Linked DNA regions of Homo sapiens: region 1 is linked to region 2. A link is a loop called in an ENCODE intact Hi-C map of the cell type or tissue named here. Cell type or tissue: heart left ventricle. All regions are shown on one strand. Each heading gives the region's core, and the rest is flanking DNA. Links, peaks and the distances in the headings are about the cores only.

The links. A loop is a pair of places that touch in the nucleus more often than their neighbours do. Peaks named below come from ENCODE experiments on the same cell type or tissue, not always from the same donor. Only the 100,000 strongest peaks of a DNase experiment are listed, where the experiment ranks them.
Region 1: a loop joins it to region 2, with 10 times the contacts of the local background. A loop is called at or near these places in 1 of 110 quality-filtered maps.

The regions. Positions count from the first base shown.
Region 1 is chr7:95,627,526-95,631,921 of GRCh38, reverse strand. No RefSeq gene overlaps it. Among named protein-coding and RNA genes, the nearest start is that of PDK4-AS1, 33 kb to the right of the region's middle. RefSeq lists an enhancer at 1-4,383. In heart left ventricle, for the core only: no CTCF peak of the experiment used is centred there; no DNase peak of the experiment used is centred there; H3K27ac peaks cover 2,794 bases.
Region 2 is chr7:95,548,496-95,552,891 of GRCh38, reverse strand. It overlaps a transcript of ASB4 not described here. Among named protein-coding and RNA genes, the nearest start is that of PDK4, 46 kb to the left of the region's middle. In heart left ventricle, for the core only: no CTCF peak of the experiment used is centred there; DNase peaks (open chromatin) are centred at 251, 2,561 and 3,301; H3K4me3 peaks cover 786 bases; H3K27ac peaks cover 1,884 bases.

The DNA of each region.
Region 1 (4,396 bases), core at 169-4,168, 79 kb before region 2:
AGAAAAAAAAAAAAAAATATATATATATATAAAATATGCGCGCGCGCACACGCGCGCACACACACACACACACACACACACTGCAACATTTATTTTCTCCATTCACTTACCTTGTGGGTGTAAGTCAATGTTTGTGATCTAGTATTGTGAAATGGCTACTTCCCACATGACAGAAAATCCCCCTAGGCCTTACAGGAAACACCCTGTATATAGCCAGGGGCAGATTTCTCCATGCTAATCCAGGAGTGATTTGCCCATGTTTATGGCATAGCTTTGTCTCTACTCTCACAAGTAACTTCAACATGTCTTCTAGACAATCAAGGATATTGCAGCAGTTTCTGTTTTTAAAGTTCCTGCAGCAGTGTCCTTGGATGAAGACTTTTCTATTATTTAAGTTTAGAGCTGTGTCATCTTGTGGTATGATCCCAAGGGGAATTTGGGGACCAGAGCAAAAAGAGTGGGCATCAAAAAATAGATTGATTGTAAGTTGGCATTTTTCATGATACACAGTCTGGGTTTGAATCTCCTTTCTGCCTTTTATTACCTGCGTGACCTGAGATATTTTACTTGTTATTTTTCTCATCTTTAAAATGAAGATAAGAACAGTGTCTGTCTCACAGGGCTAGTGTGATGCAGCAGGGAGAGAAGACATGTAAATATGTTAGCACAGTACCTGGCCCACAACCAGAGTTGAATAAACACTAGTTATTATGATAGAAACTCCTCCCTCTGTCACGTCTTAGGAATATACAACTTTGACCAAGTCTCTTAACTGCTCTAATCTCTGATTCTTCTCTAATCTGTAAAAAGAAAGAAATAGATTAGTCTAGATGTCCTATAAAATCTTTTTCAGCTCTAATTTTCTACGAATCAAAATCATTCTGTTCTTTAACAGCAGAAACAGTTCTCACCAAATACTCTACATACTCTTCTACATTTTTCAGCATTGTAATTAGGTTGGAATTGCATAACTAGTTCTGGCCAATGGAAATGCGAGTGTGTATGACTTGCTACTGTGAGTCCAACGCAGTTATGAGCCAGTGTGAATTCACCACAATACTCTTCTCTCTCTCTCTCTCTCATTGGTGATATTGGAAGCAAAGAATTTTGAGATACTATTGTTGCAATGTAGAAGCAGCCTGCATCTCTGAGAAACCACTGGAGTAAATCTGTCTGGCCTTCATTCGACTGTAATAAGAGCAGGAAATAATTCTTTGTTGTGTTAAGCAAGTGAGATTTTGAAGTTGACTTGTCAAAGCAGCCAGCAGTTACTTCTCCTGACTTGTACAGTATTCAAGCTCCTCCATATTCCATACCTCAATTTTTTATGAAGGTCTTTTTTTAAAAAAAAACAAATGTTTTTTAAACATTTAACAAACAAATGTTTGTTCTTTGTTTTTTATTGATTCCTAGGGGATCTAGGAATCTAGGAATCTAGGAATCACTAGAAGGTAAAGAACCAAGGAGCACCAGTACTTGCATTTCAATAATTTGGTCTGCTGACTACAAACTTCCTGATTCCTAGGGGAATCACTAAAAAACAGGGGGTAGGGTGAAGAAAAGAAAACGTAAAGAAAGTTTAACATGTGGCCTGAGAGGCATGCATGCAAAACATGGAAGAAGCTAAGAAGCCAACCAGGGCATTGTTTTAGTGTAGCTCCAGGCTTTTCTGATATTTTCTAAATGCTACCCTCTTTCCCACTACCTTGGTTCCAGGTTTATTTCATGGTACTCTCAAGAAGTGTTATATCACTGGGCATTGTAAAATTCTTGAAGCTGAATTAATTTTATTGTAGTTACACTAATTATCAGAAGAAAAACATTTCACACCAGGGATAAAATGGAAAGGCATGCAATATCTGACTCCCTTACATCATAGGATTGTTGTAAAAACCAAAATAGATACCAGAGATTGAAAACTGTGAAATGCTATGTATTAAGATGAGGTAGATGATGTGACGATAGAATAAGAAGTATATTGCAAAGGCACTAGAACTCATGAAAGACATAAGTTGCCTATGTCAGATATTCAGATTCTTTAGGGAAGGGAAGGGAAGAGACATATGAAAATCAAAATACAAAGCATGGTTAGAGATTTACATAGAAACATAGAAACTGCAGAGTACTTCTTATTTCCCTAACTATTCTCTTTCTTTTAAAAAAAGTTACTAAACTTAATCTATCAAGAAAAGAAAGAAACACCTTCTTCAAAATAATTGAAATTATGAGAGCAGTGAGAATGGTCTTTCTAAGCAGCTACATGTTTGTACATATCTGTATAGCATAAAGTGGAATTCTTTGAGTTTCCATCTATATTTTCTTACTTAAGAAACTAAGCTTAGTAGGCGTATATTGATGACATTTAAAAAATAATTATTGACTTAAATGTGAATTTCAAAAATAAGTAAATACTAGTGATTCAGCTCTCTGTGTCATTTATAAGATGGATTTGTCTAAATCATTAATGAGTAGGATGAAATGTCAGAAGAGAGACCACTGCAGCATCACAAACAAGATAGATAAAAACATCAGAGGGTGACTATTGACCTAATCCAAACAAATTATCTCCTGGTTCCATTGGTTGTTGCCAAGTCTCAGCAAAGTACTTAGGGTAAACATAGCACGAGAGTGGAAAGGGGTCTGCTTGTCTTTCCGTTTGTGATTGTTCAAGCAAATGAATGATAGAAATGTGAGCTGATCTCTGCCAACTGCACGGAAGTCATCAGATTATTGACGTCAATGCTATAAATGTTCTAGGCCCTTACAAGATAAAAGGAAAAGTAACATTGTGACTTGGAAAGAGAATGAGGCCCTGAGGTAATAGATCAGGTCACTGAGGCAGAACTAAGACTTTACTGCACCAACAGTCACCATTTAATGATGCCTCCTTGGACCTCCAGAGAGTGAGTTTTCTCAATCATATGAGAACTTGGCATATAAGATGAAAAGGCACTTAGCAGTACTGCATCATATCCAAACAGCAATGATTTACATGTTCTCTGAGCCTTTGAGCTCGGTACATTGTGTAATTTACAGGAGACTTGCTATTCCAAACTCTGGCCAACAGTTGGCCATTTCATCTCATATTGATATACTGAATAGACTATGATAGAAATAAAAGAGACAAAACCCATTTTAATAGTTGTCAGTGACTATAGATTTTTTTTTTGATACAGGGTCTGCTCTGTTGCCCAGGCTAGAGTACAGTGGCACTATCATTGCTCATTGCAGGACTCAGGTTAAATGTAACTAACTGCCAAGTGGATTCCATGATATCGATACACTAAATAGCTTTTTGGCTTTTCACCCAGTGTCTAGCAATCAGTGGAGGAATTACTACCAACAGGGACAGAGGACAGGGAAAGGGAGTGAGAGGAGTGAAGTGTTAAGAGCTGGAGAATAGAGGGAGAAGGTAAAGAACCAAGGAGCACCAGTACTTGCATTTCAGTAATTTGGTCTGCTGACTACAAACTTCCTGAGTGGAGGAGGGAAGTCTTGTAGCAAGTTAGACATACCTCTCTCTCCAAACAAACACCAAACAAACACACACACACACACGCACACACACACCACATACACACTCAAAGAACATTTAAAAAGTATCTCAGCTTGGCCAGGCGCAGTGGCTCACACCTGTAATCCCAGCACTTTGGGAGGCCGAGGTGGTTGGATTACCTGTGGTCAGGAATTCAGGACGAGCCTGGCCAACACCTACAATACCAGCTACTCAGGAGGCTGAGACAGGAGAATTGCTTGAACCCAGGAGGCGGAGGTTGCAGTGAGCCAAGATGGCGCCATTGCACTCCCGTCTGGGCAACAAGAGTGAAACTCCGTCTCAAAAAAAAAAAAAAGTATCTCAGCTCTATCTATAGGAAACTCAATCTTTTCAAACCAGAAAAAGATTCTCGTAGACTAAGACCCCAAATCTGTTCATTATCAGATTTGATCATATTGCTCGATACTTTGATGTGAAATATAGGATGATTGGATAGGACTCAGTTGCATTTCCACTATACCCAACATACTTATAATTTCTTTGCTTACCATTTTTTGTTAAGTCCATAGATTTTTCTGGATTTAATTTCCTTCCTGCTGAATTACATCAATCAGTAGTTCGTAAAGCAACGATCCATTAATAGTGAAACTTTTTAGATTTCTTTCTTATTTTATTTTATTTTGTATTTTTTTTTTTTTTTTTTGAGATGAAGTCTTGCTTTGTCACCCAGGCTGGAGTGCAGTGGCGCAAGCTCGGCTCACCACAACCTCTGCCTCCCAGGTTCAAGCGATTCTCCTGCCTCAGCGTCCTGAGTAGCTGGGATCACAGGTGTGTGCCACCATGCCTGGCTAATTTTTTATTTGTAGTAAAGACGGGGTTTCATCATGTTGGCCAGGCTGG
Region 2 (4,396 bases), core at 175-4,174:
CCAAGGCGGGAGCGGGCTCCCTCAGCTTGCAGGGAGGTGTGGAGGGAGAGGCGGGAGCGGGAACCGGGGCTGCGCGCTGCATTTGCGGGCCAGCTGGAGTTCCGGGTGGGTGTGGGCTTGGCGGGCCCCACACTCGGAGCGGCCGGCCGGCCAACCCTGCCCCCCGGGACAATGAGGGGCTTAGCACCCAGGCCAGCGGCTGCGGAGGGTGTACTGGGTCCCCCAGCAGTGCCGGCCCACCAGCACTGTGCTGGATTTCTCGCTGGGCCTTAGCTGCCTCCCGGCGGGGCAGGGCTCAGGACCGGCAGCCCGCCATGCCTGAGCCTCTCCCTTCCATGGGCTCCTGTGTGGCAGGAGCCTCCCCGACAAGCGCCGTCCCCTGCTCCACCGCGCCCAGTCCCATCGACCACCCAAGGGCTGAGGAGAGCGGGCACACGATGCAGGACTGGCAGGCAGCTCCACCTGCAGCCCCGGTGTGGGATCCACTGGGTGAAGCCAGCTGGGTACCTGACTCTGGTGGGGACTTGCAGAACCTTTGTGTGGACACTGTTTATCTAGCTAATCTAGTGGGGACGTGGAGAACCGTTGTGTCTAGCTCAGGGATTGTAAACGCACCAATCAGCGCCCTGTCAAAACAGACCACTTGGCTCTACCAATCAGCAGGATGGGGTGGGGCCAGATAAGAGAATAAAAGCAGGCTGCGCGAGCAAGCAGTGGCAACCCGGTCATCCCCTTCCAGACTGTGGAAGCTTTGTTCTTTTGCTCCTTGCAATAAATCTTGCTGCTGCTCACTCTTTGGGTCCACACTGCGTTTATGAGCTGTAACACTCACCGCGAAGGTCTGCAGCTTCACTCCTGAAGCCAACGAAACCACGAGCCCACCGGGAGGAAGAAACTCCAGACGAGCCACCTTAAGAGCTGTAACACTCACCACGAAGGTCCACAGCTTCACTCCTGAGCCAGTGAGACCACGAACCCACCAGAAGGAAGAAACTCCGAACACATCCGGACATCAGAGCGAACAAACTCCGGACACGCCGCCTTTAAGAACTGTTAACACTCACCGCGAGGGTCCGCGGCTTCATTGTTGAAGTCAGTGAGACCAAGAACCCACCAATTCTGGACACACTAAGCCTAGAATGAGCTTATTGTGCCTGGGTTTTACATTCTATATTTTGTGGTTGCATATGGTTGGTGAAATCTCTCCATGGCAAAATCCCTGACATTCACAAGTATTATTTTCCCCTGAGCTTTTCTATTTTCAGTTGCTTAATAAACAATAAGGATCTGTGTGACATTTATCATGTTAATTGCCGTAGGTTCTCAAATTCAGTCATATAAAGGCTGGTTGGTTATTCTAGGGACTTTAAACAAAAAGTATTGGACAGATGGATAGATGCATGGATAGATAGAATGGACTAAATACCTACATTTCAGGGAATTGATACCTTATGAATGCATCTTGATTAATGGCAATTTCATAAGCCAAAAAAGCAGTTGAGTCTCAGAAACTTGGAGAACTATTCAAACAGCTTTAAAACAAAAAGCTGTACCCTATATAAATACAAGGGATATGTGAATAACTCATTTAAAGTGCTTTATTTAAAAACTGGTCAGGCGCAGTGGCTCATGCTTGTAATCCCAGCATTTAGGGAGGCCAAGCCGAGTGGATGTCCCGAGGTGAGGAGTTTGAGACCAGCCTGGCCAATAAGGCAAAACCGTGTGTCTACTAAAAATTCAAAAATGAGCCTGGCATGGTGGCATGCGCTTGTAGTCCCAGCTATTCGGGAGGCTGAGGCAGGAGAATTGCTTGAACCTGGTAGTTGGAGGTTGCAGTGAGCCAAGATCACACCATTGCACTCCAGCCTGCGTGACAAAAGCGAGACTTTTATTTAAAAACGCATGGTTGATTCTTCCCAGTATTATTATAGAGGAAAAAACATGGTAAATATTTAATTTTAGAGCTGGGGCCAAGTTGAAGACACCAAGGATTTAAGAAAACTTTGGGGAAGGGGTTGGAAAGACATCCTGTACATGGAAGAGAAGAGTCAAGTTTTTTCTCAACATTGCCTGCACTGGCTGAATTTCAAGTAACCTTTGCCGTCCTTGCTGAAGCTAAAGCAGAGGACTAATGAGGAACAGCAACAACTCAGACTCTTCCTGGGCAAATGGACAAAGTTGTTGACTATTTTCCTTGGGTTCTACCTCAAAGATCCACGGCCTGAGTCTCTGAGATGCAAAACAAATGCAAGCAGAGGGAACATATTTGCATTTGGGTTTGGACAACAAGATTACAGGTGCCCAAAGAGGTATAGCGAGCTCCAGCAATAATTTTTCGACTGATCAAGAGATTAAGAAGTGCAGGGAAACAGTTTCAGGTTTGCTTTTGAAGGCTAGAGGAGCACAGAGGGGCGGTAATAACTCAGCACCACACAGTGTCCCCTTCCGAGACAGGAGAGAAGCCTTGCTTGTCTATTCTTGGCACTGATCAGACTCTCTTATAAGTTTCTGGCAACCTCCCAGAGAGAACGGCGTGTTCCCTGCTGAGTGTATAAAGGGCTTGGAAAACATGTTTGTGTGTGCAACCCTGTGGGCAGGGCCTGGCTTAGTCTCTCTGTGTCACATAGTTCCTCTCTGGAGTGTCAGGAGGCAGCCTTGGACTTTTAGACCTGCTGTGCAAGTCTTCAGAAGCTAAGATAGTCCCCAGGTCCAGTCTGTGTACGTTGCTGTGTTTCCATCATCATGGAAGAGATAAATTTTTAGGGAACCTGGATGTTCCTGTAAACCATGGTTCATAAAGTATTCTGTTGCAAGGAGTAAATACAGGTTGGATTTCAGCTAACCTCCTATTATGGTCACAAAGCCTTCCTTTGGAAACTTGCACCTGTTTTGCCCAGTGAGATTTGGCCAGGCATGATTACTCACCCTGTGGGAACTAAGATAACACAGATTAACACCAGTGCTCCTTGCTGCCATCTTGGAGCTAGTGACTCACTCCCTGCTCGTCAAACTCCCTTTTCAGAAGAGTGAAATTTGAGCAGAAGGAAGGATTAGTCAGCTTGGCCTGACAAGCCCCTAAGGAAGCTCCTAGGGTTTCCAGTAAACAGAAAAGGGGTCTTTAGAGAAATTGTGAGCTCCTAGACCCTCTGGGCAGGCAACCTAGGTCCACCTGTCAGAGTCTAATAACAAACAGCAACCAAAATATTTTAGAGTATCTTAAAAACAGACTGTAAGATTTCATCATTACAGACCTGTTCTTGTGAACAACGTAAATCCATTTTAAAAATGGAGTCTCGGCCGGGCGCGGTGGCTCACGCCTATAATCCCAGCACTTTGGGAGCCCAAGGCGGGCGGATCACGAAGTCAGGAGATCGAGACCATCCTGGCGAACACGGTGAAACCCTGTCTCTACTAAAAATACAAAAAAATTAGCCGGGCGTGATGGCGGGCACCTGTAGTCCCAGCTACTAGGGAGGCTGAGGCAGGAGAATGGGGTGAACCCGGGAGGCGGAGCTTGCAGTGAGTGGAGATCGCACCACTGCACTGCAGCCTGGGCGACAGGGCGAGACTCCATCTCAAAAAAAAAAAAATGGAGTCTCCTATGGAACTTTCTGGAATGGAATCTAGTGAAATTCCTCCATCTTCCAATATTTCAGGCACTTTAACCACTTTCTTAATATGGTCTAGCACTGTAGTTATCAAGTGCACTCTCTTTCTATATCCCCATCCTCCCGTAACTCTCTCCTAAGTGTCAGGGATTTACTGGACATCCCCATCCTGCTATCCCATAAGCCCCTCAAAATCAACATGTCCAAAATTAATTTTGTCATAAGAAACAGGATAGCATAATGGTTTTAAAACAAAGCAAAACACACAGGCATTGGTATGCAAGTGATTGAGTTTGAATCCTGCCTCTACCTTTAATTACCTGTGAGATCCTAGGCAATTGCATAATCTGTCTATACTACAGTTTAATCGTCCATAAAATAAAAATAATAGTATTTTCCTCATAGGGTTATAGTAAGAATTAAATAAATTAAAGCATGTAAAGGAATTAGCATCATTATATTTTCCATGTCAGGTTTGCTATAAATAAGAGTTAAAAAATGAATGAAGCAACACAGTTAATGCTTAATCTAATACTTAGTCAAGCTACTGGTAACAAAAAACTCAAAACATGAAATACAGATTTGAGAAGTCCAGATTTCAGCAGCAATTTTGATAATTAGTAACTAGACCTTGATTAACATAACTTTTCTAGTCCTCATTTCCTCATAGTCAAAATAGGGATGGCACTAATAGCTACCAACTGTGGGGTGTTGACTATGTGTTAGGTACCATTGCTGAGTACTTTATAAGCATTACAAATAATAACACAAAAGTTTAGTAATCATTT